Linked DNA regions of Homo sapiens: region 1 is linked to region 2. A link is a contact called in ENCODE Hi-C or POLR2A ChIA-PET data. All regions are on one chromosome and are shown on one strand. Each heading gives the region's core, a stretch centred on a gene start or an enhancer-like site at or near the end of the contact. The rest is flanking DNA. Distances are from core to core; before and after follow the strand shown. Region 1 has its middle 410 kb from the start of RPS6KC1. Region 2 has its middle 350 kb from the start of RPS6KC1.

Evidence for each region. A loop is a pair of places that touch in the nucleus more often than their neighbours do. ChIA-PET counts read pairs that join two places held with the same protein, here RNA polymerase II (POLR2A).
Region 1: a loop to region 2 is called in a map of heart left ventricle, with 3 times the contacts of the local background. The contact joins two enhancer-like sites. A Hi-C loop is called at or near these places in 2 of 168 maps with a recorded cell type or tissue (astrocyte of the cerebellum and heart left ventricle). POLR2A ChIA-PET finds 5 or more read pairs at or near these places in 4 of 52 experiments (PC-3, Panc1, SK-N-SH and 1 more).

Annotation. Positions count from the first base shown.
Region 1 is chr1:213,455,911-213,458,610 of GRCh38, forward strand. It overlaps a transcript of RPS6KC1 not described here. Among named protein-coding and RNA genes, the nearest start is that of RPS6KC1, 410 kb to the left of the region's middle. Within about 2 kb of position 1,366, at least 3 of the 41 ENCODE cell types and tissues checked have a DNase peak (open chromatin) inside an H3K27ac peak, as active enhancers do.
Region 2 is chr1:213,398,636-213,401,335 of GRCh38, forward strand. It overlaps a transcript of RPS6KC1 not described here. Among named protein-coding and RNA genes, the nearest start is that of RPS6KC1, 350 kb to the left of the region's middle. RefSeq lists enhancers at 596-1,132, 1,133-1,668. Within about 2 kb of position 1,323, at least 3 of the 41 ENCODE cell types and tissues checked have a DNase peak (open chromatin) inside an H3K27ac peak, as active enhancers do.

The DNA.
Region 1 (2,700 bases), core at 116-2,615, 57 kb after region 2:
AGCCGAAGGCCCCCAGGAGCCCCTTCCTCACCACTCTCCCCACCTTACCCGTGGGGTAACCTCTTTTATAATTCCAGTGCTTCTCTTTAGATTTTCATGGCCCCTCATGCCCTTACAACTGCTACACCTGCTTCGGTGAACCCAGCCTGTGCCATCAGAGACCCATAGCCAATGAGGAGCGAGGCTTTGTGTATCACAGATGCCTCATTCCTATCGGCACATGGGGTCAGGGATTAGTTTTGTGCTCAAAACTTGCCACGGAGTGTGCGTCCCGTGCAGCATGTCTTCTTGTTGGGCTGCTGCCTTAGTCTCCTTTGGTCTGGAGGCCTGGCTTCCTGTCTAGTTGAAGAGGTTGAACCCTAGGTCCTTGTATTAATATATATTTTTATATATTCATATATACTTTAATACAACAGACTCTTGACATACACAAAAGATAGTCTGACCAGCCCCTGGCTGTGTCCTGCTTCATGCTGGATAAACCTTCCAGGAGGCATAAGAATGCTACCTGTTTGGCAACTGGATGTTTTTGATTCTGATGTCTGTCCTGAACGTATCTTCATTTGTCGCCTTTCTTCAGGTATTCTAATTCTGACTGCTGGTCTTCCTAACTTAGGCCCACTTATACCCTACTCTTATCTGCCACATGAAGGTCCCAGTAAGGCTCATGTCCTAGCTGGGTGGATTGAGGAGTATTAAACCTATTAATTTATACCCTTTCATGATTTACAGATATACAGTGGGGCAATGGGTAATTTCTTTTAATTTGCCTATTAAAATGTTCTATAAAGCAGTTGCTATTCCATAAACAATCACTTAAATAGACCATAATAATGCACCTTAAAAATCATGCAATAATTCCATTTTTAATAACTCCCCTTTGTAACACTGAAACGTGCCTTTCCTTCTCTACCTACCCCTTGTCCCACAACTGATCTGTTCTGTTAAGTACAGAATTTTGTATGTAGTTTCTTAATGTGGCTATGAATCTCTTTTTTTAGCCCAAGGAAGCTTGTCAATATTTTTGGGGGGTTTCATATTTCATTTCTAACTCCTTTTGAAATGGCAGAAGTTTCTAAATATCCTAAGAATAATCTGGGCTAGGACTCAAGAAGGACTTCCTGACACAGAAAGGTTGTAGAATGTTTCGTTTAAAATAATATAATAGTAATAGTTTTAAAAGGGGAGGGGAGAGGTCACCCTATATCTGTGAGGGCTGGAGGGAAGAGTTAAATGACTTCTGAAGGTCTGATTCAGCCCTAAGATTCTTTGATGTGATTGTTCTGTTCTTTCCAGCTGTCTGTCTTTGATCCAAGCTTTGCCTGCTGGAGCTGAGCTCCAAGTGAGAAACTTCCAGCTCCACGCCATCCTCGGCAACCCAGGACCTTGAGCCAGCTGGCTGACCGTGCTCTCTGGGGATTCCATGCCAGGGCTGATTGGCTCCTCTGATTTGCTTTGACTGTTTGACTTCCAGGGAAGGCCTATGGCAGGTGAAGCTGATGAACCCCTTCCAGGGATCTTCTGCCTGCATTAGTTAACTCATTAGGGACTTTCCGGGCATCCTCTCACTGAGCAGGGACACTGCCTTTTACCTTGTCCCTTTCACACTCACTGGTTATGCATGGTTGACTGGGCAACCCACTTCTGCAACTGACCATCTAGTTCAACTACCAGAGCTCAGGTTGATTTCCAAGTCCTAGGTATGGTTCAAGTTAAGTAGAAGCCTGTTTAATTCCTTTTTGAGTACAAAGTGATCCAGCAAGTGGTGTATTCTAGATACAGTAATAACTTAATTGGCAACAGAATGGTTTAAATAATGTCTTTTGCAAGGAACAATTGGATCAATAACTTAATTGCTGGGTTCATACATATATAAATGCAACAGACTCTTGACATACACAAAAGACACAGTCTGAGACCCATGTGCTTCCCCAAATTCATAAATAGGAAAATACTTTTAAGATTCTTGGCTTACTCCTCAACCACATTCCTGTCTTGTGACTTTTCAACTTCTGGGAACATTTTACCTCTGATTCAATTAGATTTTTATAGCAGTAAGTGTACTTCCAAAAACTATTTTTAAAAAATACTATCAACTTTAATTTTAGATCCAGGGGATGCATTGTGGGTTTGTTACGTGGGTATATTGCGTGATGCTGAGGTTTGGGGTGTGAATGATCCCATTACCCAGGTAGTGAGCATAGTACTCAATAGGTAGTTTTTCAGCCCTTGGCCCCATCCTCCTTCCCCCTCTACAAGTCACTAGTATCTATTATTGCCATCTTTATGTCCATATGTACCCAAAGTTTAGCTCCCACTTATAAGTGAGAACATATGGTATTTGGTTTTCTGTTCCTACATTAATTCGCTTAGGATAATGGCCTCCAGCTGCATCCATGTTGCTGCAAAGGACATGATCTCATTCTTTTTTAAGGCTGCCTAGTATTCCATAGTGTAAACGTAACACTTTTTTTTTAATCCAGCCCACCGTTGATGGACACTTAGGTTGATTCTGTGTTTTTGCTATTGTGAATAGCACTGCAGAGAGCACACAAGTACATGTGTCTTTTTGGTAGAACAGTGCCTTTTCTTTTGGATATATGCCCAGTAATGGTATTGCTGGGTCAAATGGTAGTTCTGTTTTATATTCTTTAAGAAATCTCCACTCTTCCTATTTGAATACCCTTTATTTCTTTCTCC
Region 2 (2,700 bases), core at 73-2,572:
TTATTCATGTTTTCTCTTTTTCCTTGGAAGCTCAGAACCAAATTGCAGTGCATGTCTTAAAATGCACCTATTAGGCATCATTTTATTTATAATTCACCCTTGGCTTTATCCTATTTTTTTCACCTATATTTTCTTTAATTTCCTCACTTATTTTTCCTAATCTCTCTGTGTATATAATCCTCCTCAGTTCTTTGAGACATTAGACTTAGAGTTACATAAAAGTCATCCCCATAATATTCTGCCTCTACACTGAATAAATGTCCATTTAGAGTCTATAGGATGGCTTGCAAATCAATGCATGAAATCTCAACAAACAACCTTGGGCCCTAAGGGTTATATATGGCTATACATTAAATAAAAGACAAGTGCCTGTCCTCAAGGAGATTCTAATCCCAAGACATAGACAAAACATATAGATTTAAGTTAACAGGACTGTTTAGCTACAAAATTATAGAGGCATTATCAAGGGAAAGGCTTCACTTAATTCTTCATTCATCCAAGAAATATTACTGAGTACAGACTATGCATGAAGCCCTGGTTATGCCCTATGCAGCAATGTTGAGCAAGATATAGTCCCTGCCTTCCAGGAGTTCTACTTAGCAGGGAAACAAGTAAGAAGGCAATTACAATACGTGTAATAAAGCCATTGGTCCACACAGGCAGGATGCAACTCAGTCCTGGGAGGGAGTGGACTGGAGCAGCTTTCTGGAGGAGATGACTTGTAAGACTGAGCTAGCAGACAAGTGTAGAGTTGAGTAGATCCTTGGCCTCTTCCAGAAAGATGTGAGCCTTGGCTGTTGTGCCTTGAGTGAGTCCAGCAGTCTTTCCTTACCTACCACGGATGGATTCTTGCTTTACTTAAGGAGGTGAATGTTGACTCCAAAACTGCTTAAACTCCCTGACTTCTCTGCTTGAGGGCAGTATGGCTTTCCCTAGCTACACTGAGAGCTTCTTCTTAAAAGATATCCAGACCTCGAACTGACAGCACACGGGCCAATGGGTGCATGAAGCCGCCCACCCTCTCCTCCCCCGCACCAGACCATCCTGCTCTTTCAGTCCCAGGAGCTGAGCTAACTGCCTGGTGCCCACTGCTGTAGAAGCCCGGCGATGAATGGCAGGCACTAAGATGTCCATCGCTGTGGGAAGAAGGGAGCTGGGGCGGGCCAAGATGGCAGATGGCTTGGAGTGGCATGCTGTTTTCAGGCCCTCTACCTTTGTAGCCTGTGCCATTTGAAGCTGCCGGTTACTGTTTTTAGCTTGGCTTGACAAGAGAGCTTTTGTTGTCACTCAGGAATGCAGGGTATTTTTAGCGAAGAGATTCTGCTTCAGGCATGGGCATTGTGTTCTTCCAATTACAGGCATGGCCGAGGAGGGCTGGGCGCCGAATCACTTGAAAGATCAGCAGGCTCAGCTGAGAAATTCATAGAAAAAAGAGGTGGGCGGGGCTGCATAACCAGAACCCTCGGGTCTTGTGCGATTTATTTTATTTTATTTTTATTTTAATCTTGTCTCCTTGTTCCTCCTCAGAACTGACTGCTCAGGTGACATGGAGGTAGATCCCAGGAAGGAAGGAAGGGAGAGCAGGAAAGAAATTGCCTGGGGGTTGAAGAGCTACCGAAGAGAAACTACCCAGCCACGAAACCACATTTATTGAGCTCGACCATAAGAGAACAGGTGGTAGTGAAATGAAAATTGTAACTTTTCTCTTGAACTTGAAATCAATTTGTAGTTATATATATTTATTGATTAATTCAAAGGAATGACTGAATGAACAAATGTTTTCCCATCCATTTATTCATTGATGCTATAGCAATGTACAATTTTTGGTCTGGAAGATCTGTGGATCATCCAGCTTAATCTGTTTCCCTAGTTCTCTTCCCTGCCAGACACCCCTGTCCCTGCCCCTTCCAGAGATGAGGAAACTGAAGCCCAGAGAGGTCAGGTGACTTGCGCAAGGTCCTACTAATTAGCAGCAGCTTTGGGACTGGAACCCAGGTGTCCTGACACCAAGTTCCCTGTTGTTCTATATTTACATTGTTGGAAACATCTATCTTGCCTGCCTTTTTTCTTTCTCTCTTTTTTTTTTTTTGAGACAGAGTCTCGCTCTGTCACCCAGGCTGGAGTGCAGTGGCGCGATCTCGGCTCACTGCAAGCTCCGCCTTCCAGGTTCACGCCATTCTCCTGCCTCGGCCTCCTGAGTAGCTGGGATTATAGGCACACACCACCGTGCCTGGCTAACTTTTGTATTTTTAGTAGAGATGGGGTTTCACCAAGTTGGCCAGGCTGGTCTCGAACTCCTGACCTCAAGTGATCTACCCGCCTTGGCCTCCCAAAGTGCTGGGATTACAGGTGTGAGCCACCGTGCTCGTCCCCTTTTGTTCTTATCTTAATGAACAAATCAAAATAACAACTTAACAGACAGCCTGAGATGGGGAGTGGGCTGAGGGTTGGGTCCAGGGCCATGCTTAGAGCCTTGGAACCATGAGAGTTTTTCAGACTTCCTTCTTGGCTATCTTTTTTGGTTTTCCTCTGCTTAGGTGGGTATTTATTGAGCATCCACTACACAGAAGGCACGTGCTGGGTACGTTGACATGGATTATTTTATGAATTACTCAAACAGCCTGCAAGGAAGGCATCAGACCTGTCTTTTGAGATCTGAAGGCTGAGATAGAGAGGGGCTAAGGGGGTTTGCTCAAGATC